3 separate regions of the Mus musculus genome follow, and all the other regions are linked to region 2. The links are chromatin loops, found by intact Hi-C in ENCODE. Cell type or tissue: left cerebral cortex. All regions are shown on one strand. Links, peaks and the distances in the headings refer to the core of each region. The heading gives the core; the rest is flanking DNA. Region 1 overlaps Gm36313 (a long non-coding RNA gene). Region 2 has its middle 16 kb from the start of Gm47715. Region 3 holds the start of Gm36313 (a long non-coding RNA gene).

Evidence for each region. Peaks named below come from ENCODE experiments on the same cell type or tissue, not always from the same donor. Only the 100,000 strongest peaks of a DNase experiment are listed, where the experiment ranks them.
Region 1: it touches region 2 in a loop (2.0-fold over the local background); 3 of 42 quality-filtered maps call a loop at or near these places.
Region 3: a loop joins it to region 2, with 2.5 times the contacts of the local background. A loop is called at or near these places in 3 of 42 quality-filtered maps.

The regions. Positions count from the first base shown.
Region 1 is chr10:25,135,514-25,146,000 of GRCm38, reverse strand. It overlaps Gm36313 (a long non-coding RNA gene), which reads left to right. Exons shown (of 4, transcript XR_380207.3): 3 at 1-745. Among named protein-coding and RNA genes, the nearest start is that of Gm36313, 13 kb to the left of the region's middle. In left cerebral cortex, for the core only: no CTCF peak of the experiment used is centred there; DNase peaks (open chromatin) are centred at 1,159 and 5,659; H3K27ac peaks cover 1,248 bases.
Region 2 is chr10:24,978,502-24,988,988 of GRCm38, reverse strand. No RefSeq gene overlaps it. Among named protein-coding and RNA genes, the nearest start is that of Gm47715, 16 kb to the left of the region's middle. In left cerebral cortex, for the core only: no CTCF peak of the experiment used is centred there; DNase peaks (open chromatin) are centred at 1,202, 3,959 and 4,469; H3K27ac peaks cover 965 bases.
Region 3 is chr10:25,152,024-25,162,510 of GRCm38, reverse strand. It overlaps Gm36313 (a long non-coding RNA gene), which reads left to right and starts at 8,371. Exons shown (of 4, transcript XR_380207.3): 1 at 8,371-10,487. In left cerebral cortex, for the core only: no CTCF peak of the experiment used is centred there; a DNase peak (open chromatin) is centred at 5,000.

The DNA.
Region 1 (10,487 bases), core at 1,069-9,068, 160 kb before region 2:
GCGATCAGGCCCCAGCGCTCCGCTTCACCTCGCAGTCAGTCGATCTGGTCATGTTGGAACCAGCCCTTTGTGGGCAGCTGCTTTCCAGCTTCAGTTCGGCAAACCAGTGTTTATTAAAGCGGCTGCCACCCCGTTAACAATTCTTGTCAATATTCTCGGCCATTAGCCAAAGTAGTTTGTGACGTGAGATGTATTTGGTGGCACGTAGGATCTCAGTGCCAGGTTTCATATGACTCTGTTTTACATCCTCCTTTGTTGGCTGACACCCCCCCCCCACCTCTCCCCCATCCCACTGCAGTACCATCTCCACCTCTCTCTCTCTCCTCCCAGCTTTCTGTTTCCCACTTTCGTATCCCATGTACAGCCTTCTCAGCCTTCTCTCGTCCAGCCTCCTCTGATAGGCTTGTTTGTGGTTTTCTGACGTACACTCACTGCCGCATACAAATTAGAAGCTAGGACCCGCACGTGAGAGGGGATGGGCAGCATTTGTCTTTCTGAGCCTGCTTACCTAATTCGGAATGATTATTTCCCGATTCCTCCACTTTCCTTGCAAATTTCATATACTTTTTACAGCCAAATAATATTGTGCCCTGTACCACATTCTCCTTATCTATTCCTCTGCCGAGGGATGTGCGGGCTGGTTCTGTGGAGAGGAGAAGGAGAAGCAGCCATGAGATAGCTGAGCAATAAAAACGTGGCCATGTGGGCTGCTCAACTGCAGCTAAAGCAGCCCAGATGCAACATAGTAAGTAACAATTCAAGGTTATCTTGAGGAGAGTAGATTCTAAAAGCATGGAGGGTAGACAGCTGCCCAGCTATTGTGCTACTCAAAGCGTATTGTGAAAATAAAGGCTGTGAGTGTGTCTTTCTTCCAGGAACTCAATAACCCAAGGTGGGGTAGAAACTCTGGGCTGGGATTTTATAGTTTCCTACTACATCTTACTATTGTGAATGGAGCAGCAGAAACCATGGATACACATGTCTCTCTGGACTAAGATATAGAGCTCCTTGAGTGTGTGTGTCTAGGAGTAGTCTGGGTGGCTTATCTAGCACTTCTATTTTTACATTTTGAGAATCCTCTAATCTCCGTATTCTTGCACCTTCAACGGCTGCACCACATTTCTTCTCAGCAAAGGTTAATACGCGTTCCTCTCTCCTCACATTGGCTTTCGTCCTGGCAGCCATTCTGACGGTGAGATAGAATCTCAGGGTAGTTTTAATTTGCATTTCTCTGGTAGTTAAGAATGGTAAACATATTTTAAAATGTTTACCGGCTGGCGTGTAGAAATTTCTTAGCTCTGGGATTTTGAGCCTTGTTCTGCTATATATAGGAACCATTATATTTTGAACTGCTCAGAGGTTGTTTTTGTTCAGATTTTATGTGTAATAACACTAGTGGTTTTGCAGGGATAGAGGAACTGTGGGCAAGGAGACCCAAGGATAGATGACTGCTACTTAAAGCATTATACCTTACCATATCTATTCAACAAATATACATTGAATCCCTCTACTGTGCTAAGCCCTAACATGGAGATTAGACAGAAGAGTTAATAAATTATAACAATTAGTGATAAGTCCTTTAGAAGTGGGCACAGGCCAAGAAAGAATGACAGTCTAAAGTCTAGAACTGGCAAAACTGAAAGAGAGCAGTGTATACAGAGAGGGGAGTAGTTATACTATAGGACCTCACAGCCTGAAGCACAAGCAGGCATGGTCTGAGACCTGCTGAGGTCCGGCAGCATTGTGGATGTCCCTTTGGGAATTGATGGATGATTATCCTGGAGATGAGGTGACAGATGTGGTGAGAATTGTTTGTCATCTTGAGGCCTTTGATTATGGAAAGGAAAGGGGAGTCAGGTACCAAAATGTGTACTTTTACACACTGGATAGCCCCAGTGTGATGATAAAGGAGGCAGTGATGTGTTAGAATAGCGGCTCACGTCTGAACACAACAAACCAGGCCAAAGCAGTTCTACATGTTAAGAGGTTTATTGGGAGAGAGAGGGGCAAGGAAGGTGGTGGCAGAAAGAGAAGGGGGAAAAGAGAGAGAGAGGGAGAGGGAGAGGGAGAGGGAGAGGGAGAGGGAGAGAGAGAGAGAGAGAGAGAGAGAGAATTCCTCTTATATATATGGATGGTGACGTGGTCACAGGTAAAGATGGGAGGTGAGTCCAATGGATTCTGGGAATATGGTAGCCGTTATCTTGGCAACAAGTATGTAGGTCGCACAGTTGCCTATGTGATGTCACTGGTTTCTGAGGTCCTGATGCCAACAGACAGAATCTCTGGAGAGTATGAGAGTAAGGTAGTATGAACCCTTTCTTCACACAATAGCTCCCAGAGTCTCCCCCAACCTCTGTTTTGAGACAAGGTCTTGCTGTGTAGCCCAAGCCAGACTGGAACTCACTATGGAGTCCAAGCTGATCGTAAACCACAGCAATCCTTCTGCCTGAGCCATTTGACCACGAAATACAGTTTCTTCTTCTTTTGCAAACATGGGAGTAAAGGTCCTCTAAGCGCTCGAGTCTGCTGGCATCCTGAACTCGATTGCCAGAGCCGTGAGAAATGTTTATTGTTTAAACCTTCCTTTTCATGGCAGTTTCAGCTAAAACTAAGGTGGAAATGAAATTGGTTGTCTTTTCTTTATTTCTGTTCTTAATAGGAAAAGAAGCAGAATGGAGAAGTTAAAGACAGGAGAGAGAGAGAATTCTGAAAAATTTTATCTATCCGTCCATCCATTCATTCGTGCACTGGGCGATAGAACCAGAAGTCTCCCACATTCTAGGCCAGTGCTCTGTCATGGCTATAGCGGCACCCACCCCCATTTTAATGTTAATGTAGGATCTTGCTATGTTACCACGGCTTTCTTTGAGCTCCTTCTGTAGTCTAGGCAAAACCTATAATCCCCAGGCTTTAGACATTTGACTAGCTGCGTTTAGAGGCCTGAACCATGAGACATGGACATTTGTGTTAAAATGTAAATATAAACATTCAGAAGCAAAACACAGAGGATTTTTTTTTTTAGTTTTAAAATATTCATTTATTTAGTGCCTGGGTTTGTGTGCATGTGCTTGCGGCAGTGTGCACACGTGGAGGTCAGAGGATAACCTGCAGGCCTTAGCTCAATCTTCCCTGTATGGAGCGCCTTTAAGAGCTCCACCAACATGTGTAGCAGAGGACGGCCTTGTTGCACATCAGTGGGAGGAGAGGCCCTCGGCCCTGTGAAGGCTCAATGCCCCAGTGTAGGGGAATGCCAGGGCAGGGGAGCAAGAGTGGGTGGGTTGGTGAGCAGGGGGTAGGGGTAGGGGATAGGAGGGTTTCAGAGGAGAAACCAGGAAAGGGGACAACATTTGAAATGTAAATAAAATATCTAATGGAAAAAAAAAAGAGCACTTTGAAATTTCTGCTTGATGATGTGAGCGGTGAGGCTGAGCTGTGGGAAGACAGGAGAGGAAGGAAGAAGCAGCATGTTTGAATGACCTCATCATACCCCGCCACACAGTTGTTCAGAGATGACCCAGAAGACACAAGAGGCAAGTCCAGGAATTAGCTCAACAGCTCAGTGAAGTAACAGGGCGTATGTTAATTGGAAGGGATTGGTATCAGCCCAGGACCCCCCAAGACCAAGTTCTAACCACAAAGGAGATTTCTTTGCTCAACAAGGACAAAAGGGTAGGGATAAGAGGCAAGGACAGAGATAGAGGATGAGGGATAAGGCAAAGGGACCAAGGGATAGGAGGAAGGGGTATTTGTCCCAAAGGAGGACAAAGATGGCCTGGTAAAGGGGGAAATCTCATGTCGGGATGAGGTGTTTCATTGTGCATGCTATTTAGATGAGCCAAAGAGGGCTGAACTTTAAGACTTTGATGGCTGGACCTTGGTAGTCAGCCTCTGGAGGAGGAAGTGGCCAAATAAGAGAATAGACCTTGGGAGAGAGCTTTAGGAAAGTCATCTAACAATTTGTAGCAAGGCAGAGGGAACGGGGTGAAGGGCTAGGCCTGCCAGAGCCCTGCTGACCATGTTGGAGCTGGACAGAGTCCAGTCCCAAATTAACTAGTGTGCCAGAAATGCATGTAAGTAGATAAAGACAAAGAAATGCAATAATTGTAACTGTTACTTAAACTATCCTTAGGAAGCTTCACTAGTAAAGATCAAATAGTTCATAGAATAGTCCCAAAGAAGTAGGTTAGACATGTAGGTGGCCCCAGTAGAGAACCTGGGAGGGGTGGAATGGTCTGGAGTGTGCAATATCATCAACAAATGTAGAAGAGATAGAAAATAAAAGGGTTTTTCTAGGGCTACTTTGACTATCAAGGGATTACAATGTTATAATTCTTTTTTTTAAAGCTTTGTGTACTATTTTTTATTGATTTATTTTATGTATATGAGTACACTGTAGTTGTCTTCAGACACACCAGAAGAGGGTGTTAGTCAGATCACATTGCAGATGGTTGTGAGCCACCATTTGATTGCTGGGAATTGAATTCAGGACCTTTGAAAGAGCAACCAGTGCTCTTAACCACTGAGCCATCTCTCCAGCCCCAGTGTTATAATTCTTATGTAACATTTGGTGAAAGCTGCCTAGCTGTCTAATAACATATGCCTGTATATATGAATATATTTGTATACACACAGGTCTGATATAAACATACACATATGTAAATGTACACATCTCATGTGTATCAGATTCATGATTATTTATTGAACTTGGTTTGAGCACAGACTCAATAGGGCTAGAAAGAACACAGAACTGACAGGACACCAGTGGCAGAGGGGGTTGGATTCTCTGCATATGGAAGCTTGTCCGAACCTTCTGTTTATTCTTAGGTGTATTTGAAATTCTCTGTAGTAAAAGGTTAAGCAAACAAGACCCAAACAGCAGCTCTTTATATAACTTCAGTCAACCTACCGATGCAACTTTGTGTCTCAGTGAGCACTAGACCACACGATGCACATGGGAACAAATGTGCATTGTCGTCTAGGGAGGAGGTCCAAAACTCTAATTAGATTCCTAGTGGTTTATTTTGCTAAAGTGTGTGGAAAGAACAGTTGGGGTAAGTAGCCTGTTAACTTCTAGCCAACCTTCCTTGAGGATTATTTCTTGCAACTGATGTTGATAATGAAAATTGGAAAACACAGATTTTAAGCTCATAATCCCTTGGAAAGACCTTGAAACACAAAGGAGATTTGCCAACCCACAAGGGTTCTTGACATTATTGTAGCAAAATAACCAGAGCTGCAGAATCTAAGACCTTTTGAGGAAACGGAGTTGGGGGGATTGAAGGTTGCAAGAGAAGCCATGAGAATTGTTGTAATATGCTGTAAATTTATTAAACAACATAATTGGACAAAACGTTAAAGAAAGGACGTGAAAGGGACGTGCTAAGTGCGTAATAATGAGCCTCATACAATTAATTTCCATTTAGCTTCTGCTCTGGAAAAACTTACTCAGCAGTCCCCTTTGAGCTCCTTTCAAATACATTTTGTTCTGCGGCTCACAAAAGGCTAAGAGGCTCCCCCAATTTCACTGCCTCAGGCTCAGCAGCTCGCCTCAGGCCCCGCCCACGACCCGCCCCTCCCCCACCCCCCTCCACCCGCTCTGCTCACCCTGCAGGTCTCAGGCCCAACCCTCCCTCCACTGTCTTCTCACATGCTTGCCTCTGGCCCGGCTCCCAGTCTTCCCCTCCCCTGCTCCCACCGCCTCCAGCTCACCAGTGCACTGGCCCCAATCTTGGCTCAAGTGCTGAAGATCTTTCAAATGTTGTCCCCGGAAGTTATTGACTCCCACCTCCAAGCCCATAATGTTCCAGAATCAAAGAGAAGGGAAGCATTTCTTCAAAAATATTTCTCTGCCCTCTGCAAGAAAGGCCTCTGGTCTGTGATTTCTTTTCTCAACGTCCAATAACACATGTGACTGAATTAGAAAATGGCTAGGGTCATGGCTCAACTGGTAGAACTTTGTGAGGCATGAAGCCCTCGGTTTGGTCCTAGCACCACAAAACTGGGTACAGTGGCAAATGCATAGAAGTAATCTCAGCAATCAGGAGGGGAGGCAGGGGGCTCAAGAGTTCACTCTTTGTTACATAGTAATTTGGTAGCCAAGCTAGGCTGCATGAGACCATGTCTCAAAAAGAAAGCAAAAAACTAACACAAACAGGAAAGTGGTCAACTTCTCCCTCCCTCATTTTGTCTCCATTCCTTCAATGAGCAAATGGCTTTTAATTAATAATTAAAGATCTCAAGATACAGCAAGGTGGTATTGGTGATGATCAACAGTGATTGCTGTAGACACTGTCTTAAGTTCATGTTAATTCATCATTGGAACAAATATCAATCTTAGAAATGGGTAAAAGAGACAGGCATCTTTCAAAGACATTGCAACATCAATTTTTCTGTGACCTCGAAAATTTTAGAACTCGGTTGGTGCAGAAAAGTTGATGGAGAGATTTGTATAACTTTGGAAATTGGCAGTTCAGTTCCAATTCACAGATTAGTAGCAACAGCTTGATCCACGACACACAAACATTTCACCGCTAACACCAGTGGTCCAGTTCAGTAGAGGTGGGAGAGCAAAGACGACCCTGCAACAGTGGCACGACCTAGCACAGATAGCTAGGCCTCAGCCTCAGCTTGAGTCAGCAAAAGGGACCAGGAGGAATGACAGGAGAAGTTCTCCCTTGTGCCTCTCTCAGCAAGTGAAGATCAGCGAAGACATATGAGACCAACAAGCATTGCACAGCTAGCTCTCTCTATATAAGCAAGCCTAGCTCAGTCTCATTCACTATCTGTGGAGTCCTTTTTGCACCCTCCAAACATCACTCCATGGGTCTTGCCTCAACACAGTCATCTGTTTCAGCTGACATCACTCTGCCAATTAGCCCGAGTCTGCAGAATGGGTAAGAAACCGCAGAACACCACCAGAAGTTTTTTGGTGTTTCTCTCTATGGAGTACTGACAAATGCAGCTCAACTATGCAATGTAAGCCAGACCAATACATGCATGTTGTTAGCAAAGAATCCCTTATCACATGGTCTTAGCCTTTCACCTATGTCCATTTCAAGAAAACACTCCTTAATGTGTTTTCCCTAGCAAAACACCATCCAATACAACGGACTTTCCAAAGAACCCTTAAGTTTCCACTTCAGATTTGTGTCAAGACACTGAAAATACTTATTATGTAGAGAGTTAGTAAAGGACTGGGTGTGCATGCGTGCATGCATGAGTGCATGAGTGCGTGTATGCATGCAAGAGAGTGTGTGTGTGTTTCTATATTGATAATTTGAAAAGATGTGGTCCACTGCTGTTTTGGACATTAACCAATTTTGCTCCTCTCCCAGTAATTGCATCCTAACATTGATTTACTAAATTATCTGTTAATGCCTAGCTTCTCAAATGCTCTTTGGACCACTTTAAGCATCTTACTATTATATCATTAATTAATCAGCTAAATTAAACTCTTGATACATGTTCTTTTTATTATTATTATTGGATATTTTCTTTATTTACATTTCAAATGTTATCCCCGGTATCCCTCCCTCCAGGAAACACCCTATCACATCCTCCCTTCCCCTGTTTCTATGAGGTGTTCCTCCACCCACCCACCCTCTCCCACCTCCCTGCCCTCAGTTCCCCTACACTGGGTCATCTATTGAGCCTTCATAGGAGCAAGGACCTCTCCTTCCATTGATGCCTGATAAGTCCATCCTCTCCTACATATGCAGCTGGAGCCAGAGGATTGTACCAGCTTGCATTCCCACCAGCAATAGGAGTTTCTTCTTTCTCCACATCCTCACCAGCATCTGCTGTCACCTGAGGTTTTGATTTTAGTCATTCTCACTGGTGTGAGGTAGAATCTCAGGGTTGTTTTGATTTGCATTTCCCTGATGACTAAGGATGTTGAACATTTCTTTAGTTGCTTCTCGGCCATTCAATATTCCTCAGTTGAGGTTCTCTAGACTCTAACTTCTTGAGTTGTTTGTTTGTTTGTTTTTGTTTTCTGTTTTGTATATATTGAATATTAGCCCTCTATCAGGTATAGGATTGGTAAAGATCTTTCCCCAATCTGTTGGTTGCCTTTTTGTCTTACTGACCGTATCCTTTGCCTTAGAGAAGCTTTGCAATTTTATGAAGTCCCATTTGTCGATTCTTGATCTTACAGCACAAGCCATTGGTGTTCTGTTCAGGAAAATTTCCCCTGTGTCCATACGTTTGAGGTTCTTCCACACTTTCTCCTCTATAAGTTTTAGTGTATCTGGTTTTATATGGAGGCCCTTGATCCGCTTGGACTTGAGCTTTGTACAAGGAGATAAGAATGGATCAGTTCACATTCTTCTACATGCTGACCTCCAGTTGAACCTGCACCATTTGTTAAAAATGCTGTCTTTTTTCCACTGGATGGGTTTAGCTCGTTTGTGACCATATGTGTGTGGGTTAAGTTCTGGGTCTTCAATTCTATTCCATTGATCTTCCTGTCCATCGTTGTACCAGTACCATGCAGTATTTGTTTTTTTTTTTTTTTATCACTATTGCTCTGTAGTACAGCTTGAGGTCAGGGATGGTGATTCCACCAGAGGTTCTTTTATTGTTGAGAATAGTTTTCCCTGGGTTTTTTATTATTCGAAATGAATTTCCAAATTGCTCTTTCTAACTCTAAGAAGAATTGAGTTGTAATTTTGATGAGAATTGCATTGAATCTGTAAATTGCTTTTAGCAAAATGGTCATTTTTACTCTATTAATTCTGCCAATCCATGAGCATGGAAGATCTTTCCATCTTCTGAGATCTCTGATTTCTTTCTTCAGAGACTTGAAGTTCTTGTCATACAGATCTTTCACTTGCTTGGTTAGAGTCACACTAAGGAACATAATTATTATTTGTGGCTATTGTGAAGGGTGCCATTTCCCTAATTTCTTTCTCAGCCTGTTTATCCTTTGTGTAGAGGAAGGCCACTGAATTGTTTGAGTTAATTTTATATCCAGCTGCTTTGTTGAAGTTGTTTATCTGCTTTAGGAGTTCTCTGGTGGAATTTTTGGGGTCACTTAAGTATACGATCATATCATCTGCAATTTGTGATATTTTGACTTCTTCCTTTCCAATTTATATCCCTTTGACCTCCTTTTGTTGTCTGATTGCTATAGCTAGGACTTCAAGTACTATATTGAATAGATAGGGAGCAAGTGGGCAGCCTTGTTTAGTCCCTAGTTTTAGTGGGATTGCCTCAAGTTTCTCTCCATTTAGTTTGATGTTGGCTACTGGTTTGCTGTATATTGCTTTTGGTATGGGCCTTGAATTCCTGATCTTTTCAAGACTTTTAACATGAAGGGATGCTGAATTTTGGCAAGTGCCTTTTCAGCATCTAATGAAATGATCATGAGGTTTTTTTTTTCCCTTTGAGTTTGTTTATGTAGTGGATTACATTGATGTATTTCCGTATATTAAACCATCCCTGCATCACTGGAATGAAGCCTACTTGATTGTGGTGAATAATCATTTTTGAAGTGTTCTTGGATTCGGTTGGCAAGAATTTCATTGAGTATTTTTGTATCAATGTTCATAAGGGAGATTGGTCTGAAGTTCTCTTTCTTCATTTGGCTTTTGTGTGGTTTAGGTATAAGTATAATTGTGGCTTTATAGAATGAATTGGGTAATATACCTTTTGTTTTTATTTTGTTGAATAGTTTGAAGAGTATTGGTCTTCTTTAAAGGCCTGATAGAATTCTCTAAACCCATCTGATCCTGGGCTTTTTTTTTTTTTTTGGTTTGGAGACTATTAATGACTGCTTCTATTTCTTTCAGAGTCATGGGACAGTTTAAATAGTATATCTGATCCTGTTTTAACTTTGGCAACTTGCATATGTCTAGAAAACTGTCCATTTCACCAGATTTTCCAATTAAGTTGAGTATAAACTTTTGTAGTAGGATCTGATGATTTTTTGAATTTCCACAGTTTCTGTTGTTACCTCTCCCTTTTCATTTCTGATTTTATTAATTTGGATACTGTCTCTGGTTAGTCTGGCTAAGGGTTTATCTATCTTGTAGATTTTCTCAAAGAATCAGCTCTTGGTTTTGTTGATTCTTTGTATACTTCTTTTTGTTTCTATTTGGTTGATTTCAGCCCTGAGTTTGATTTTCTCCGGCTCCCTACTCCTTTTGGGTATATTTGCTTCTTTTTGTTCTAGAGCTTTCAGGTGTGCTGTTAAGCTACTATTGCAAGCTCTCTGCAGTTTCTTTTTGGAGGCACTTAGAGCTATGAGTTTTCCTTTTACCACTACTTTCATTGTATCCTATAAGTTTTGGTATGATGTGTCTTCATTTTCATTAAATTCTAAAAAGTCTCTAATTTCTTTCTTTATTTCTTCCTTGACCAAGTTATCATTGAGTAGACCTTTGTTCACTTTCCACGTGTATGTGTGTTTTCCATTGTTTTTGCTGGAAATTAAGACCAGCCTTTGTCTGTTGTGATCTGATAGGGTACATAGAATTATTCCAATC
Region 2 (10,487 bases), core at 951-8,950:
GGCTCTGTAGAAATGACAGCACTTAACAAGCAGAAGGAATCCTCAAAGTGTAACAGTGGTCGGCATTCATCAGAGTGTCCGTGTGCTGGGAGCTGGAACTCATTTACATAAAATTCCATCATCCTGAATGATGGAGATCCATTCTGTCTCTTGTTCATCTCTCTGCATTTGGGTATAATCTATTCTGCATGTCCCATGAATCTTCATCTAGTTCTACTTTAGTTTTTATTGTGTAGTATAATTTAAATTCTGATTTAGTTATGGGATGTGTATATAATACCACCCACAATTATTTCCTCCTTTATATTTCAGCTTCTCTTCATACTCCATACTTTTTAAAGTACAAGCTATGTATGTCTAGACATTAACCCTTTTCTGTGTCAGCCTTACTGCTATCACACACACACACACACACACACACACACACACACACACTGTTCATATGTAAATGGCTCTGTTCAGGTATATGACATTGTGGTGGTTTGAATAGGCATGGTCCCCAAAGACTCATGTTTTTGAATACTTGGCCCATAGAGAGTGGCACTATTAGGAGGTATGGCCTTGTTGGAGGTGGGCTCTGAGGATGCTCAAGCTACACTCAGTGTGGCACACAATCCCCTTCTTCTGTCTCAGATCAAGATGTTCAACTCATCTTTCTTCAGCACCATGTCGGCCTGAAAGATGCTATGCTTCTCATCATGATGGCAATGAACTAAACCTCTGAAGCTGTAAGCCAATTAAATGTTTCCTTTTATAAGAGTTGCCATAATCATGATATCTCTTCACAGCAATGAAAACCCTAAAGAAGACAAACATATTTTTCCAAATTGAAAGTTTTAAGAAGATAGTCTTTCTCTATTTCCTTTCCAACCTCTCAGAATCAACTAAATGGTTTACAAACCATAAGCCAATCATGTGTGTGTGTTTGTGAGTGTGTGAGAGTGAGAGGGATAGGAAGAGGGAGACAGAGAAGGAGGGGGGACAGAGAGAGAGAGAGAGAGAGAGAGAGAGAGAGAGAGAGAGAGAGAGAGAATAACAGAAAAAAGAGCATGGATAGAGAAGGCAATGTAGGAGGAATTGCAAAGAGGAAACAGAAGTGGGGAATGATGTAATTATATTTTAAGAAGAGAAACAACTTAAAAAGAAAAAAGTGGAAATAGATTAGGGAGTGATAATGAGTGAGTCCAGACTTTTCCTCACAGCAGGCATCACTGTCCACACTCTGATTCTAACAACAGATCTTTATTTCCTGTCCCATCTCTAGGTTTTCAGTCCCTTCTTTGCTTATCTTCTCTTATGGAAGCATCCCTTCCAGGGCTACTTTGTACATAGACCTGGGGAAGCAAGACACTCAATGCAGGAAAGCATAGATGTGTGGGCATTGGACTCACTGCCCTGCGCTGACAGCGAGGGGAGTCTTTCAGGCCAATGCTCTTCTGCCTGGGAGTCACTGAGCTTGGTTCTGCTGCTGAGAATTAGCAGCCTCTGTTCACCTTTCTTCAGGGAGAATCACACACACACACACACACACACACACACACACACAGAGAGAGAGAGAGAGAGAGAGAGAGAGAGAGAGAGAGAGAGAGAGAGAGAGTGAGAGAGTTTTCCATGCCCCTGGCTGTGACCAATCATAGCTCTCTTAAAGAGAACTTAGTCAAAAGTCAAATCCCATGATAGAAAGCATAAGAATAGCTCATAGTAAATTAGGGCAAGAGGAAATTCCTCTGTAAGGAATTTAGATTAGGAAATACAATAGATTTAGCTGGTGTTTGGGCTCATTTGAGAACACAGTGGAATGTCATAAAACACTTTCTATTCATTTATAAATGTTATACATTTTATAAATTTTATATGTATACATTTATATACATACATATGGAATTTATTTTAAAAATGTATCAAAGTTTATGGCTTAACTAAGAAAACTTGGTACTTTGAAATATAAGTACTTAAATTAGAAAAACAAATATTGTTAACTATACTGGAAGTGTAAACTTAAATTTTGACTTTAAAATTACATGTCTACTCTTTAAGCTTTTACCTTTCTTACCCTCGTCTCTAGCCCTCCTTCTCTCTTTCCCTTCCCCACTCTCTCCACGTGGCCATGGCCGGTCTCTCTCTCTCTCTCTCTCTCTCTCTCTCTTTCTTTCTTTCTTTTTTCTTTTATTTTATTTTTTAATAGATATTTTCTTTATTTACATTTCAAATGCTTTCCCAAAAGTTCCTTATTCCCTCCCCACCACCCCCCCCCGTCCGCTACCCTACCCACCCACTCCTACTTCTTGGCCCTGGCATTCCCCTGTACGGGGGCATAAAGTTTGCAAGACCTAGGGGCCTCTCTTCCCAATGATGGCCGACTAGGCCATCTTCTGCTACATATGCAGCTAGAGACACGAGCTCTGGGGGGTACTGGTTAGTTCATATTTTTGTTCCACCTATAGGGTTGCAGACCCCTTCAGTTCCTTGAGTACTTTCTCTAGCTCCTCCACTGAGGGTCCTGTGTTCCATCCTATAGATGACTCAGCCTCTCTCTTTCTACCTTCTCTCTTTCTCTGTGTCTTTATACAATAAAGCTCTAAAACCATAGAGAAAAATTACATGTCTAAATCAATTTAAAAATTTAAATTAGAATGAAAAGGCTTTTCTAGTTCAATCAATACCTTAGAAACATAACAAGTACATAATTTAAAAAACACAGAGTAGTAAAACAAATATCAGTACTGTGGTTAATATTTGGCTTCATATAGACATGGCTCTGTTCACTTCTAAATCTTTTGAATGGGGAGTGCTTAGACTTCACAGAAATAAAAACACCCTCATAACGTCATAGAGAAAATAAATAACAAACCCAGAAAAGATATAGACAAAAGGGATCACTTCTATACTGCTGATGGCACTGTAAAATAATTTAAGAATTATGAAAATCAATCTGGGGATCATCAAAAACTTATATACATGTATATTTATGGTGTGTGTGTGCATGTTTGTGTGTGTGTGTGTGTGTGTGTGTGTGTGTGTGTATGTCTACAATACAATTCAGCTATATTATACTCCTGAGAAAACATTTAACTGGAGTGTGTTTACAGTTTCAGAGGTTTAGTCCACTAAAGTCATGGTGGGAAGCATGGCGGCATGCAGGCAGACTGGAAAGGTAGCTGATAGTTCTACATCTGGATCCACAGGAAGCAAGAAAAGAGAGACACTGGGCCTGGTTTGAGCATTTAAAATGCCACCCCACCCCCCAGTGACACACTTCCACCAGTGAGGTCATGCCTCCAAGCTCCCATCAAGTAGCTCCACTCCCTAATAACCAAGAATTCAATATGGGAGCCTATGGGAGCCATTCCTAATCAACCCCCCACAAGTCGACACTTACCTTTAAAGATACTGAAAGGACTTGCACATTTAATTTAAAGCATTTTAAAGTTTGGTGTGCCTTCTATTGTAGTGAAATGGAGACGACATATGCTGAGGAATAGTCTTGTTTGGTTTCAGTGAAGTGTACTGATTAGGCTGTGATGTTTGCTGTGAATAAAGGTGAGATAGTACCACAGAATTGCAGCATCCAGAACTTGGCTGCTTTTCCTCCTACTCAGCCAGGTCCTGCAGCATGGGTCTCTGGAGAGATTTTTATGATCGGCCCTATGCAGTTACCGGCTTGTCCTATCTTTTACATTTCCTTCCACTTACTGTGTTCTCATGCAATGTCAAAATCCCTTGTGCAGGTCTCAAAAATAGCCCTACTGCCGTTAAGGAGACACCAGAGGCAAACTACACTCGTGATTTACAATGATGATGTCTATTCTCAAATGCCCTCTAAATATAGCACCTACTTGCTTGAAAAGAACGAGACAGGTTTCTAGGTTTCAACAATGTGAAGGGGAACTGAATGAAGAAAACTGTGAGTCAGACTGGCTGTGCCTGCTGCCAACAATTCGGGGAGTCATGGAGGTGGAGGCTTGCCTATGTGGCTGGAGCAAGTCATTGTTGTTCACAAGCTAGTGCTGCTGCTGGTAGGAGAACTCCTAGCTGTTTCCCACCCTAGTTTTCAGACTCTAGAAATGAACAAAAACAAGTGGGAAGGGCAGAGGCACTGCAGTGATGATTCATTCAAATGAGTAAGAAGCATTGCTTTAGTGCAAAGGCATCTAGGTGTGCCCGTATGAGAAACATCAAATTCGTTAGTGCCTTCTAACGCCTAGAATCTCATTACTGCCCAGCTCAATCACTTAGTCATCCAAGATATCTTCAAGAAACAGTGTGTGTGTGGGGGGGGGGGGGTATGTACATAAACTCAGTTAGCAAAGTGTTTAGCTACACAAGTCTTAATCCCGATCACTTGCCTAAAATATCTGGGAATGGTGGCCAGCCCTGGGGCTTGCTAATTAGAGTCTAGCCCAGTTGGTTGGCCTCAGATCTCAGTAAGAGAGTAAAAGACCTCAGTGGGGAGACCTCCACTCACAAGTCCCGAGATGGCATGCACACCCAGGGAATCACGAGAGACCGCCTTGATGCAAACACATGAGGTAGTTTAATGACGGAGCTCCAGGCCAACACGTATCTCACACAGGAGACAGAGGAGTCGACCACGAGGCTCAAAAGTTAGGGGTTTATATAGGAAAAGAGTGGGGGTAGGGGAAGAATTGGTGTGGGTTCACACAATTGGACAGTTTAAACATCAGCAAACTGTACGTGCAGAGTAAGGTAACAGCAATTCTGAGGGGCAGGGGCTTATGACTCAGCTGAGATAGTCCGGTAGTCCGGACATCCCTGCTGTGATTGTCTGGATGTCTTTGCAGGTCTTCTCCTATCTTTATGGCTAGCCAGTTCCTGGAATGACTTAACAGCAACAGCCTTTGTTCTTTGCCTTTGGCCCAAAAAGCCCTCCTAACTAGCAAGCCGCATGAGTCATGGACCTTGAATTTAATTTTCTTTCAAGAGCTTGTTTAAAAAATTAATTAATTAATGAAAATTAAAAATGAAAAGAAGGATTAAAATTTAAAAAGTGTATTTGTTAGGTCCCCAAATTCTGGAAGGCAGTGCATATATCCAGAAATTAGTCTAGGCTCTGTTCAGACTGGTGCTGTAGAAAGATTTCTGGTAGTGAGATAAAAACCTATAAATAGCATTTCTCCGAATCCTGTGAGACAGGTTTCTGTACGTCAAAAGGATTCACTTCCATTATCTTCCCTTGACTCTGGCAAAAGGACATATGGCTACCCATTGACATCTACTTACCTGTGGGTACAAATCAAAATCCATAGTGCCCTCTAAAGGCTTCTAATCTGAGGTACTGTGCACTTCACTGTTCTTAGAGCTACTCAGTCTCCCACTGAGAAAGACAAACCCACAGACAGGTCTACCTTTCAGACAGGCTTCCTGAAGATGGAGGTAACTCAGTAAACTTACATAACTAGGTTCAATGAAAGAAGAAACTCAGACTACAGTAGTATTGTTATTTTAAAACCTGCCTTTACTATTTCTTTATTTTAAAAAAAAATGGGGAAAAAAAGCTTTCTGATGGCTGCTCTCAGTAATCAAGCACCTGTGTCTCTGTGTCTCGTGGTAAATGACTGAATATTTCCAGAAAAAAGGAAAAGTAAAAAAATTAAAGGTCTGAGGAAGTGATTTAAGGTGTGTGAATTGTGAGGTTCTGAGGGAGTGATTTAACATATGTGAAAAAAATGAGACAGACATACATAATGGTAAGACTGCAAAAGTTCAGAGTTTGTAGGTATTAATCAAAGGAGTTCTGTTAAGCTTTTAGTCTGGCTTTGATAAAGCATTGGCTACTAAACTTCCTTTAAAAATTATCATAGTCACAGGCTCAAAAAATTGCAGTTCTTGGTTGCTTTCTAAAGGTAGACTTAAAAGCGCTTCTTGTGCTGAAAGCATTTCTGTCCAATCTCTATCTATCTAGTCCTTGGGCAGAGGGAAGAGTGTTCATGAGTTTCTTCCAGAACCATCTTTTGGGTTCTTTTCCCCTTGGTTCTCTTTCCTCCAGGAAATCTCTCTTACTACTGATGGATGTTCATGTGTGCATCATGTTAGTAACTGCCCAGGCTTCCTTGCTGCTATGATCCAAAGGCATGTGTCTGCCTAAGATGTCAGGGACACTTAACTGATTTTTCTACAATGAGAATTTCAATGCAGATTATAGACAATAGTAAGCTCATGGTTCTAAAACCTTTATCTTGCATCAACTCTAAAGGTGTCATGTGAGCTCCAGGGAGTTGCAGCTTGCATCTATCTGCCACAGGTCAACTGGACCTCTTTGCCTCCAGTTGGGTTTGTATTCTCTTTGTTGAAAAACAGGGGTTTTTCTATGCCCGACTTGCTCTGAAATAATGACATGGAGAGCTTTATATTTATTAACAAGATGGAGGCTTTATAGCTGGGCAGATTCCAAGCTTATCTAAGCTCGCGATATTGGCCTGGCCAGTTTTCCAGCCACATGGCCCATTACCCGCCATTGTAGTTGTGCCAGGCACCTCCTTCATTCATATCCAATGGTGACTCCCTGATTGAGATTTCTATGGTTTCCACCTGAGACCCTCTCCTTTTCTCTGGGTATGAATGTCTCATCTTCTGCTCTCCTGCACAGTTATAGGCTGTTCAATTCTTTATTTGACCAATCAGGTGATGGAGAACAATGTTTTACAAAATACCGAATTAGGAGCTGCTTCATAATAACGACAGTAAAAAAGAAGTCTGAGCCACAATCAAATCTCTGGGTACAGAATACAGAGTACACAAAACATCTCCCCACATTTTGTCTTCCAGATATGCTGGGGGGAGGGGGAAAGACAGACCTGAAGTAGCAAATAAAGATTCCGCCTAAGCTCCTTAATTTTACCTCTGTCCCTAGTTTTTGTCTGTCCCAGCAGATTTCTACAGAGCTGACAAACACCATCCAGGCATCAAACCCTAACCCTGCAAATACTGTTCTAAAAGGAGTTCATCTGCATAGCCTCACTGTTAGATATGAGAAAAGCCATTTCCATGACTGGCCGATCAAAGCAAGCTATATTTAGAAGTGCACAAGGGACTGGCTAGAATGACTGCTTCTCCCTTTGTCGGGGTTTCAAAGAGCATCCCCTTACTGGCTTTTTGTGAGTTAGGGCTAATAGAAAATGGCTGTTGAGATAGTTGGTTATTAGCACTTAGACAGAAGAGTGGAAGACTAAGAGCTCAAGGCTGATTGTCAGGTAGACAAGCATGAGAATACGTCCTGTGGATGGGGAATCATCACAGGTGTTCAGGAGTTTAGTAAGGCAAAGGTGTGGTGTTACATATATAAAATGTGTATAATTTGTAACCCCATACATCGTGGGGTTACAGGTTCCGCATAAGCTGAAAAACACAATTTGCAGGATACATTGTGCTTAGGAAAGAGAAACTTATTGTAAAGTACAGAGACATAATAACGATGTACAACAGTGTGGCTCCTGTGTTCCTTTCACTTTGTCTCAATGGCCTTTCAAACCCAGAGAGCCCTGGAGTTGCAGATAACTGATGTAAACGAGTCCCCGGTGTGACGTAGTCTGATCAATGTGCTTGTCTCTTCAGTTTCTTTCAGGCGAAGTTACTTGTGTTATCTCAGAACAAAACAAACAGCTTTGGAGAAGAAACTCAAGGTGGTCTGCTGCAGCAGAATACTGTCCCAGGACGGCGAAACTATCCCAGGACGGCAAATACTGTCCCAGGATGGCGACATCTCCAGATTTAGCTTCCTTTCCTACACCTCATTTCCCGAGCTTGAGTCTGAAAGACTCAGGTCAACACCTTACACATCTCAGAAACAGGACACAGATAGGAGAGCCTTTTGCCTTGTAATTTGACAGCATGACAGCTGCTTAGAGGCCTCAGAATTCACAGGGGTGCCTTTCTGCTCACTACTCCACAAAGTGACCATGGGAATTTAAGAAATTTTAAATCTGGGAAAGGAGGATGGTTAGTATCTAAATTACTTTAATAATCAGTAAGTAGGACTCTAGTTTCAAAGATTCCCATGCTAATGTGGCCTGCTTTGTCACTGACTATGACCAAGTCTAATTTAGCTCATTTTGCCACCATTTTGAGTTCTTTCTACTCAAGGAGCCTGACAAAGCTATTTTCCTGTGTCACATTGACTAATGTTTCCACTCTTTATGATGCAATGTTCTCGGTTAGTACTGTCAGTGGTTACTTCTGCCCTCATTTCTGATTTTGTTGCTAATAGTTTAGCATCTTTCCATTTGAATTGTTTCTTTTATTTAGAGAATGTGGATTAGATAACTATGCCTAGGTTTCCTACCCTGTACTACATTGTTGCTGTGGAAATACACCTGCATCTGTTGCCATAGTGGGTGGATTAGACTGCTGTGATTGATTGACATTTGAGTGGACCTTATAATATTATGTGGTCATTGAAATGTCAACACACATGATAATAAAAGCTTTCAACTAGCTTTTTAATTTTCACAAGAGGAGCATATTGCAGGTGTCTGGAACTCCTTCATAAAGGATGGGAGAAGAAAATATGTGTAAAAAAAAATTGAATCAGACCAGAAATAGATTTTACTTAGCAAAGTCAAGCCAATTGTAAATCAACTAAGCCCTGCTACATATAGACCTGTGAAGATGAAAAGAAATGTTTACTGCAAGCTGTTCAAATCTTGAGTTTATAACATAACAACAGCAGACTCATTCAGACAGTGGAACTGGATGTTGGATAAAGTCACATGTGTGCCTAGAAGCACTCATGTACACAATCCACACATGCTAACAATTAAGTAAAGTTGAAATTAAAAATACATTTTCTAGAAGACAGTGTATTCTGGAAGACAGAAAATATGCCAAAGGAACATCTGGAATCATAAGAAGGTCAAGGCCGAATATTTGAAGCAATGAGTGTGTTGTTGTAAGAAAGAAATGGGATCAGCGAAAGACAAGACAGTTTGCCCTTGAAAGGAAACAGAGAGCTCAGACAATAGAAAACTGAAGAATGAGATTGCTTATTGCTAAATCACAGCTGTGGCATGTAAAGGTAGGATAACACCCACATCCTCGCTTAGAGTCCTGGCATCAAGATCTATAGCATCCTGTTAAAAATATGAAATATTATGGCTACCCAGATAAGCCAGTAGGTAAAAATACACACCATTAGGCCTGATGATGTGAGTTTGATTCCTGGGATCCATGTGCCCTGGCTCCCATTAGCTGCCTCCTAACCTCCACATATATTCCACATATCTATGGCATGACCTCCACATATACTCTACTTATCTATGGCATGTATATGTACTAATGCACACACGTGTGCACACACACACAATTTTAAAATTTTTAAGAATTAAAAGAATGCTAGAAGACCATTATTTTTTTTCTGGGAAGTGGAGAGATGGTTCAGTGTTTAAGAGCCCTTGCCAGTCCTCTAGAGGACCTGAGTTCAGTTCCCAGCACCCATCTGGACCTCTAGCTCCGGAGGATCTGACACCTCTGTCCCACTCAGACACCTACACTCACATATACACACCCACATGTAGACATACACACCTATACACAGTTAAAAATAATTTTTTAAATCCTATTTAAGTTCCTATGGTGACTTATTTAATAATAACTTATCAAATCCAAATTTGGAAAGATATTCTTGGGGACATCCGACGGTTCATCCAATTAAGTACTTATTTTATAGACATGTAAGGGTAGTGGGTGGAAAACAGTGGTGTTCCCAGTGCTGAGGAGACAGACAGACAGACAGACAGAGACAGAGAGAGACAGAGACAAGAGAGAAAAGAGGAGCCAGTAAGTTATAGCCAATGGGAGAAGACCATCTGAGGTTGTCCAGCCTCCACATGTACATGAACTTGAACACACCCATCTATGCATACATGAACGACACAATTTATCTTAAGATCATGTATTCTTCTATCTTCTTATAGAAACATCATAGTTATAGTTTTCATATTTAGGTCAATTGTCTCCTTTAAACTAACTTTTGTCTTTGGTGTGGAAATGTAATGAAATTCAATTTTTTAAAAATGGCCAGTTGCCTCACCATTATCTATTGAAGAGATAGTATCTCTTAACCTGGATTTTATTAGCATCTTTGTTGAACATAGAAAACTGAGCCTTCTCTTCTGATCCATTGATCTATGACTTCAACCTCATGCCAAACAGGAGGCTTGCCATTTTGGTTGTGTAGCTCTCTGTTAAGCCTTGGAATTTTCCAGTGTATCTTCTCAATTTTGCATTGGTTCTTAAGGCTATCTTGGTTGTTTGGAGACTTTTTTTTTTTTGCTATACACATGCTAAAATCAGCTTATCAATATCTAGAAGAAGCAATCGCTTCTTTACAACAGCACTTTGGGATTAGAACCAATAATTTATTGAACACGGATTCATCTCTCTATTTATTTAAGACTTCAATTTCCCATCAGAAATTGCCTCCTTTTTCAATACAGAAGACTTTATTTCCTTTTGCTAAAATTACTTCTAGG
Region 3 (10,487 bases), core at 1,652-9,651, 170 kb before region 2:
AAAAAGTCATAGGAGGCAAGAGGACAAAGAAACAGGAATCTTTGCAGCTCGACAGAAATGATGGTGCTTCGAGCAACAGAAAAGGCACCAAATGCAAATATCTGATATGGTAATCGAGTGGAGAAAATGCATGAATATGCAGCAGTGGGGAGAGACTAAGTATATCCTTGAGATCCGGGAGGACAAACTTGGAAGCTGTTCTCACCAGCCTGTGTTTGGGGGGTACCCTCAGGGAAAGGCTTGTACTGAGATCTTTTGCTGACTTGGTTGGACATTTGTCACAGCTAGGGACAGCTTAGTATCTTTAGAACACCTTTCCTATGTTTATTAAGCTCCTGCCTTTTAAGCTCCGCTTGCCCAGGGGAGATACCCCAGGAAGAATTTTGGAGTTGAGCATCTCATTGGTGCACTGAGATTCAGATTTAGGATCTGGGATCTCCAAGAAAGAGGGAGGGACCCTGAATTGAGCCAGGCCATTTTGATGAGGATATGGCTCAGAAAAGCAGCGGTGGGGTAGGGAGTATGGCTCAACTGATAAAGTTCCTGCCACGAAGACTTGAAAACTTGAGATTAGGTCTCTGGGTGCATTTCCCTGTGACCCCAGTGTTGGGGCAGGGCACAGAGATAAGTAGGTCTTTGTAGTTCACTGACAAGCCAGTCTGATTAATCAGTGAGACCCAGGTCCACTGTGGATTTTCTCATATAATGCACAGTTATTGAGGAAGGCATCTGACATCAACAGACCTCCTCATGCAAATGCATATACATACATATGCCTCTTTATGTGCATACACACATACCCACATAGACCTGTAATCACACCACCCCTACCTACGTATGTAGCTTGGTTAAGTCTGATATACCACTGATAGTGGTATAGGGTCTTGGTATAGGTACAAGAGTAGCTGGCAATGTAATGGAGCCCTCTTCTTTTTCTTGGCTTTCCAGCCTAATCATCTGGGCCCTCCGGGTAGCTACTGAGTTCTGGCTCTGCTTTAAACTGGCTGAGATTTGTCTGGAAAGGTGGCTCAGAAGTCAAGATCACTTGTTACTCTTGCAGAGGATTTCCCAGGGCCCATACAATGGCTCACAACCCTCTGTAATTCTATTCTAGAGATACAGGGGATGAGACTCCATCTCTTGTCTCTGAGGGCACCAGTCACACACATGGCATATATATATATATATATATATATATATATATATATATATATATATATATATACACATGCATACAGGCAGGCAAAACATATGAAATACATGAATATAAAAAAAGAAAGCTGGATAAAGCTGGTTTTAGTATTTTCAATTAAATATCAAACTACAAATTATTTCTAAGCATTTCAACACAGGGCCCAGTGGGCGCTTTGGATTTGATGCTTCTGTGTATGATAAGTATGGTTGTATACACTGTAGGAAAGATTGTGTGCACTTTAGGAAGCCTCTGTTCCTGATCTAAAGACAGTAAATACAGCAGCAGACTCTGGGTATTATGACAATTAATAGCTCCATATATTTTCAAAATACTCTCTAAATAAGGTCACCCAAGCCCCAATAGGGAAGGTATATTAAGTATGGTTTCCCTGGCAGCATAAGAGACAATGCTCTTCATTTCTACCCTGTCCAGAAGTAATGTAGCCTGCAAGAGCACCAGCGCACTAGGACTCTGCACACATTATCTGCTTCCTGGATAGAAATGGGAAATGAAACTACCTTTATAATTTGTGTGATGAAAACCAAAACATTTATTACACTAAAGAGTGGTGATAGATCAATTGTAACAGTTCCTATAAAGTCATAATTTCAGAAATTTTCTTGGTTAACTGATTGGGAGAGCAGACTTAGAGACTGAGATCTCTAAATTCTAAGATCTCTAAATTCTACTGAATATGTTATTATTATTATTATTATTATTATTACTATGTAATTATAACAATAGGGCTACTTCTTGTTCAACTTTATAAAAACACTTAAAATATATATTATCTACCAAATGAAAAAGTCTAATTTTCTGATAATAATAGAGATGTTAGAAATATAGAAGAATTTTAATATAGAAAAATATTATTTTTTTCTGAGTGGCAGATAGAAAGATTTTAGATAAAAATAAAATGAGGAAGAACCTTCCCTATAGGCTCTAGTAAAACTTGCAGGGTAGCTTCTGAATTAAATGGCATATGGAAACGAAGAGATGAGGTTGGTGGAGGGGCTGTATCGTGGGTGAGCGCTCTGTGGAGGGGCTGTATGGTGGGTGAGCGCTCTGAGATGTCCAGTGAAGCGTTCGGATGAAAGAAGCAGGACAGAAGGAAGAGGACATGTATGTCACCTCCAACACTGAGTGTGTGGAATTTAGGCTTTGAAAGAGAAGTTAGAAGTTCTTGGTGCATTCAGAATATTATGCTTACACTAAGGAAACTCTATATGGTTTGTTTCTTACCATAGTGGACTATCGGGCCCCTATCTAAAGGGAAGCAGTTTGAGTGAGGATGCTCGTCCTGTGACAGCCTGTATCCCTGTTCCCAGTTCTTCATCTCTAACTGTTCTTTTCCTTGTGACTTCCACAGACAGCCTTTTCTGTGTAATTTCATAGTAAATTCCTCTGTCCTGTTGATACAAGACTTGACCAGAGACTTGTCTTAAATAATGGGATGTCAGTAGATGTAGAACAAGGCAAGGCTTAAACCACGGAGATACCTGAGACAGACTGAACCAAAACTTTAGCCTGGAGAAGACCTCTGATGTGAGGATGTGACTAGTGGCCCCCCTCCCATGAATGTACAGCATTGGTCAATGGCTTGCATGCAGCATTATTCTTTTAAAGACTGACGAGCATGGTCCCAACAAGCCAAACGAAAACACAAAAGCAAGGTTAAGCCCACAGAGCAGCACGGCCATTTTGGAAGTCGCTAAGTCTCCTCTGATGGGATTGGGAGCCTGTGCCATGAGCAGAAACCCATGCCTGGGACTTTAAACTTTATTAAAAAGCTATGCCTCGGGCTGGAGAGATGGCTCTGTGGTGCACAACATTCTTGCTCTTGCAGTGTTCAGGCAGGAGAGTTCTACATCTTCATCTGAAGGCTGCTAACAGAATACTGGCTTCCAGGCAGCTAGGGTGAGGGTCTTAAAGCCCATACCCACAGTGACACACCCACTCCAACAGGGCCACTCCCATCACATTCCACTCCGTGGCCCCCATAGGCTTGTCCAAACACATGAATCTATGGGGGCCATGCCTAAACATAGCGTAATGCAAAATACATTTAGTCCAGCTCAAGGGGCTAAGAATAAATGATGGCTGAGGGCTCAGCCCTAAAGGAAGCATTTATACCACCCATCTAAGGCTCAGGGACCATTAGGGAATAGGATGTGGAAAGTGTTACAAGTCGAGGCCTGCACCACCAAGCCTGGCCAGTCAGAAAACTGTCCCTCCAGCTATAAGCCAGAATACGGCCTTCTTTAAGTTGCCTTTTTTGTCAGGTCTCAGGTCACAGCAACAACAAAATACCCGCTCCAGCTATGTTCAGGGATGAGCAGATATGATGCAATGTGACAGGAGAAGGGTACACAGATTCATTTTAAAGGTTTCATGTGACTCAGCGATTCTGAGCAAGGACATGCTGCCCATAACACAGAATTTGATGCGATATCAAGGGGTTTTTGCAAAAAAGGAGCAGGCTTAATGAAGGTCTATGGACAGGGATACTGAGAGCAACCTTAAGTAGCCCTTCTGATTGGCGAGTGAAAAGTTCAAGGTCTTTGGGGGCTAGTTAATGCTGCTGATGTTTTGACTTGATTAGGTAGAGTTGCATTTTGCTATCTTAATGTTGTGAATTCGAGGTCAGCTCCCTGCACTCTTAATCTTAGCTCATGTAACTTCCTGTCCTCAATCTACGGTTCTGTGATTGTCAGGCTTTCAATTCCACACAGGTCTAGGTCATTCTTAGGTCAAACTTAAGGTACCTACCAGGAAATGGTCTGTGAAATACCTTACATTACAGAAATTCAAGAATTTTTAATGTGGGCATCCTAAAGGGGGCAAGATACGGGGAACAAAAGAGAGAGAGAGAGAGAGAGAGAGAGAGAGAGAGAGAGGGAGAGAGAGAGAGAGAGAGAAGTCAGATGTGCAAAGCTGGTTACTGTAAACAAGATGAAGCCAGCTGTGTTTGCTAGCTGGAAAGTATGAAGGATAGGATTCTGTCCTCCCAGAGCTCCAGATACAGAGGCCTTAGGAGTTTCTCTTAGGCTCCTAAGGGATAATTCTGGGTTACAACAGATAGGTTCACAATTTTAAGTAAGTCTTTTTTAGTACGTGCCAGCAGAAGGGTCTAGCCTATTGAGGAAGGATCCAGTTTGTAATGAAGAGGCAAAGGAATGGAGGAACTTGCATGAATATTAAGCTTGGAGAAAGCAACAGGCTTCCTGGTGGTCCTAACTGGAGGAACTCAGCCCTCCTATTCAAATTCTTCTCTGGCCTCTGAGTCTTGAGAGCCTGCAGTACTCCTTTCCTTTCTGATGGTGTGTAGCAGGGTATCTCTCAGATGAGTATCTTATGATCACCATTTGAAGGTCACAGTCTTCATCTATGGCTTGCTTCGGGGGGACAGAAGCGGCAAAAGACCATGCTGTCTTCCTGCTCTTGTGATTTGTTTCAAATACCAGTGTACCCTGGGCTGCATCATCCGTTTATTCTTGCTTTAACTGATACCTAGCTTTGATAATCTTTTCTGCCCCCCCCCCCCTCAGTTCAAGCTCATCGTGGTGGAAGCCTCCTGAGGACCACATGGGTAGGCTGGGTCTCTAATTCCACTACTTAGGATACAGTGGGACACAGGAGACTGATGCTTAGGCCACAGAGGTAGCCAGAGAGGAGCACAGAAGGAGCCAGAGTATCACCAGGGAGACCTGAAGGAAGATAAACTTCAGACTGGCTCTGGGTAGGCAGAGTGTGGGGACCAGCCTACAGCCCAAGGTTCACAACTGTTCCCCAGAGGATAGAAGCTAATCTAGACTGTCAGTGGGATGCAGTGGGTGGTTATGGCTGGAAGGTGGGAGAGCTGGGAAGGATATTTGGGGACCATTTGGATCAGAAATCCATCTATTCTAGGTCAAGGGGGAGGCTTGTGGGAACCCAGATCTAAAGAACACTTTAATCTTCCTCTTTTTTCTGTTCTTTTTCTTCTTTTCTTTTCTCTCCCCCTCCCATTTTTCTTTCTCCTCTACCTCCCCTCCTCCCCTTCCTCCTCCTCTTCTATAGAATTTTGAAGACTGAACAATATCAGCACCTAAGAGCATCCCCAGCCACAGTCCCTGTGTCTCTCCCAACTAACAGGGTGAAGAGTGGAGGATATATATAGTGGAGATAACAGTGTTGAAAGGTTGCACTTCATTCTCCACTCTCCACCCACAGTTGCAGCACCTCAACTGTGGGTCTGGAGCATGCTGGGCACTAGGTTGGGTGTATTTAACCATCATGGGACCAGGCATTCCTAAGGATGGGAGCAGGAAGTCATGTGTTACAGAAGGTACTTTGGGAACCCGTAACTCAAAAGAGAAAGCCCCAAATCTAAGGGGCTGTAAGAATTTCATCCTGGCACAGATTCCCAACACAGAATGAAGTATAACGGATCAGAGAAATAAAAGCAAAGCTGTATTTGGATAACATCTCGAGTCCTGTTTGTTCAACAAACTAGTCACGGCAAGATGGCTTGACTGGATTAGATGCCTGTCATCTCTGACCAGGGTGGAGAAAGTCTCACTCTGAAAGGAAGGTGGGGAGAAAGGAGTGTAGAGAGGATGAGGGCTTTTGGTTGCAGTTTCTGAGTGAGGCGTGTTTCGGGGAGCTATTTTCAGTGTTTCCTTGGGCTTGCCCTAGGGAGTTGCTTAGGAGAGTTCAGGGACCCTCCCATTCTTTAAGTTTGGGAAATGTGACAGTGGCAAGGTCTCTGCTTCATTTCCATCTAGAAGAGAAGGGGACTCTGCTGCTGTTCTGGAGGTCAGCTGTGTGAGTAAAAATGGTGACTGGAGAGGTGCGGGATGGTGTGCCAAGATGTGAAGATTCAGAGGAGGGTCCATATGTCCCTGCCCTTGAGTGTGACACATTTCCCGAGGTCCTAGTGTAGCTATCTCATTCAACCCTACTCATCCTCAAGTCACTCATTAGTCACTAGTACAGTCTCTGCACCCTTGTCCACGATCCTTAGTGGAACCTGAAAATGGTGGGATGCTACATAATCCATATGAATATGAAAGTGTATAGATATACACATCTATCTGTCTGTCTGTCTATCTATCTATCTATCTATCTATCTATCTATCTATCTATCTATCTATCCCCGAAGGACAAATTGTATTCTTTAAGTTATTCACAGCAAGAGACTAAAACTACCTAACACAATTGAGTAACTATACTATAATAAGTTATTTGTCATTCATGAGTCATCTTCCCATTTACTGTTTTCAAATGTGTGAGTTACTGTGGGTAGCTGACACCTTGAGAGTAAGTTGTTATTAAGTGAAGTCAGGGTTGACCATGGGATACTGATGCTAGGAAATAAAACAGGTAGAAACAACAATGAAGTGATTTATAAGACCCGTTGGGGAAGATCTGAGAGTTAAGGGTGTAGAAAGATGTGAGAAGCCAGAGCACTCAAATCCTTTAGGCAGGGATCTAACTTGAGGCCACACTTTGGTAGCACAGTTTGGTGAAATCTCTGGTGATGAATACACTGGTAATGTTAGCCCTGAAATTAGCTCCACTTCACTGTTATCGACAATTATATTTGTGTGATTCTACAAAATTATAAGTACAAAGGTGTTCACTACATCATAGTTTATGAAGGTAACACCACCAAAACCCAAATGTTTCATTACAAGTATAACATCAGTTATAACTCAAATAAGAATAAAATGATCAGGCATTCTAGCACTTGGCAGATGAAGGCAAGGAATCCACGAGTTCAAGGTCATCTTCAGCTACATGGATAGCTTGAGGTTACCCTGGATTACATGTGACCCCATCTTATAAATCAAAACCAAGGGTCTGGAGAGATGGCTCAGCTGTTTAGATCACTTGTTGCTTTTGCAAAGGATCTGTGTGTTCATGGTGGCTCACAACCACCCATTAATTCCAATTCTAGGGGTTCTGATGACCCCTTCTGACCTCTTAGGGCACCTATACATGATGCACATATATGCATACAGGCAAAACAGTCATACAGCTTCAATTAATAAATAAGTCTAAAAATTAAAACAACAATAGCAGTAACAGAGGAATAAGGTAGACACAATTATTTTAAAATACAAAGCAGAGAAAATATGTTAAGCAAGATATGCTGTAGAGGACAATATGAATAAAATGTTTATACTTATGAATGAGATTTCCAAAAGGTGACTGATGCATTTATATGCAAAGAACATTCCAGAAGGATTACCCTCTCCCAATCATCGAACGTAATTCCTTTCTAAAGTGGGACTGAGAATCTGGAGGATGGCTGAGGTTCACTTGCCACAGGTGCATGCTGGGAATTCAAGCCTCCAGAGGAAGTCTCAGACCCAGAGATTTTATCATATCAGGAACCAGGAAAGTGAAAATAGGGGTAAGAAGACTTCAGGAGAACTCAGTCTTGGATAAAGGATACATGGAGTCACAACAGCAAGGGACAAGACAGCAGGGAATTGAGGACAGCTAGGAGGAGGCAGGGACTCAACTGTTCTCCAGGGTTGGGAAGCACAAACCTGGCAGAGAGCCAGCGACAGTAAGTGGAGGGTGGCTGAAGAAACCAGGGAATAGTCGCTCTCCCTACCATTTATCATGAGGATTTGCCATCAGGAAGAAACATGGAAAAATGTTTGACCCAGGATTCTTTTGTTTGTTTGTTTGTTTTGTTTTGTTTTTCTTTGTAGAACATGGAAAGCCTACAGATGTCTGCATCCACAGTAATTAAAGAAGGAAGTCATTTCTCTCTTCTAGGGACTCTGCATTTAAAGATAATGCATGGCAGCTGTGCATCAAAAATAAAACAGCACCCTAGGTGTCATTAGTACCAGGACACTCCTAGCCCTGACCTAACTATGTGACCCTTGACCTGCGTTGCCAGGCCAACGGCCCTCAATTCCACAATCCACTTGGCTCACTTCCCACCCTCACTGGTGTAACGTAATTTTCTGTGTAAATTAGGAGATCACCCCCTCCTCTCTCTCTCTCTTTCTCTCTTTCTCCTCTCTCCCCTCTTTCTCTCTTTTCCCTCTTCTCTGCCCTTCTACCCGCTTCGCCGCCTCTCTACTTCTGCACAATAAACCTCTCTCACGTGGAACCACCTTGGCCTGGTCTGCTGTTTGGTTTACCCGCTCAATATATATATATATGTATGTATATATATATATATAGCTAGATATTAATTAATTCATAAAAAATTGCAAACGGCAAAAGAAAGGAAAAAAAGAAAGAAAGAAAGAAAGAAAGAAAGGAAGGAAGGAAGGAAGGAAGAAAGAAAGAAAGAAAGAAAGAAAGAAAGAAAGAAAGAAAGAAAGAAGCTAAAGAGAGCAGTGGTGGTGTGGGTGGGGATAGTAATGCTAGTCCACCTCAGATACTTTGACAACATGACTTCATTGATATATACTAATGCGACAGACTCAGGGGCTCTAGTTAGCCTGCACATGTCAAACATGGCTCTGGCTGGCCTTGCCCTTCTCTCCTATTCCCTCTGCCTTGCTAAAAACTCTTAGATTACATTCCTTGAGCTGATTACCAAGGTCTATCCCCTTGTTTGGCCACTGTCTTAGTCAGGGTTTCTATTCCTGCACAAACATCATGACCAAGAAGCAAGTTGGGGAGGAAAGGGTTTATTCAGCTTACACTTCCATACTGCTGTTCATCACCAAGGAAGTCAGGACTGGAACTCAAGCAGGTCAGGAAGCAGGAGCTGATGCAGAGGCCATGGAGGGATGTTCTTTACTGGCTTGCTTCACCTGGCTTGCTCAGCCTGCTGTCTTATAGAACCAAGACTACCAGCCCAGAGATGGTCCCACCCACAAGGGGCCTTTCCTCCTTGATCACTAATTGAGAAAATGCCTTAGAGCTGGATCTCATGAAGGCATTTCCTCAACTGAAGCTCCTTTCTCTGTGATAACTCCAGCTGTGTCAAGTTGACACAAAACTAGCCAGTACAGCCACTTCCTCTTTTCAAGGTTCAACTATCAAAGTGTGCCAATACTTGAGTTTGGCAATTAAAAGCCCCCCCTTTGACTCCTCTAATTAACATGACCAATTAAAATTAAACACCTGATCCTAACGTGGAGTTTCTGCTTTTACCTTTATAAATTGTCTGCCACCTCTCTCTCTGGAGGCTGTCCTTTGCCCCCTTTCCCTTCTCTTCCTATTTCCCCTCATTCTGTCTCCTGTTTTTGTATCTTATTTCTGGCCCTTTGTCCTTCTGGAACAAATAAATCTCCTTGTGCTGAGAACTTGACCTTGGGATATCTTGCAGTTTCCTGCACAAAGCACCTCTCAAAACCACGGAAGTAATGAAATAATGATGCTTCTTTTAACTCCTCCCCTCTCCTGTATTCTCCCTCCTCCTCCTCTGTCAGGTTGAGAATTGAACTCCCTGCATGCTGAGAAACCATTCCTTTTGAAGAGGAAAAAAGTGAAGGGGGGAAAAAGAGGAGAATATATATATGGTAAGTTTTACCTTTTGGTAAAAGAAAACAAAAATGTCTGACTTTTTATTATCCTTTCAGTTATAAATTTAAAAACAGTGGCCCCCAAACATGGAGAAAAGAAGCCGAAGGAAGCCAGGGAGATGGAAACATTGAAAGGTCAAGGCAAGGGCAGATTACTTCCGTTTGAGCTCTAGGTTTTATGTATGTGGTATTGAAAGCTTACCTGACCTGGAAGCACATGATCTGAGCTCTATTTCTTAGATATGAGGCATTGGAGAGCCTAGCAGACCCAGAAGTAACACCACTGTACTGATGCCAGAAATAAGGCTGCACTAACATGCTAATGATGCTGACATGACGGTGCCAACAGTAGTACTAATGGAGACTGGATGTGGGATGCTCCACATCAGCTTATGAAACTTGAGTTCTTTCACTTGTTCTAACACATAAAAGGAATACTTATGATTTTATTTTATTTTATTTTTTTAAGAAAATAAGCCTAAAGGAATAAGTCAGAAAAGCCCAGAATGTCAAAAGGCACCACCAAAATGTTACCTTTTCCCTACAGGTGACAAAAGCAATGTGTATTCTTCTTGTGGATTGCCCTGGTGCTGTTTGCATTTTGAGGCTAATTCCACTTCCCTAAGAGGGGCTTCCTGGCACTAAGGAGTGAACCCTGTACTCAGGTGACTTCATGTGAACCTTCTGCCCATTTTAACTTGTAAAAAATAAAGGCTAGAGCCAGTGATTGGGCAGTGGAAGAGAGGGTGGAGCTGAAAAGTTTGAGGGAGAAGGAGGAAGAAGAGAGGAAGGAGAGCGAAGAAGGA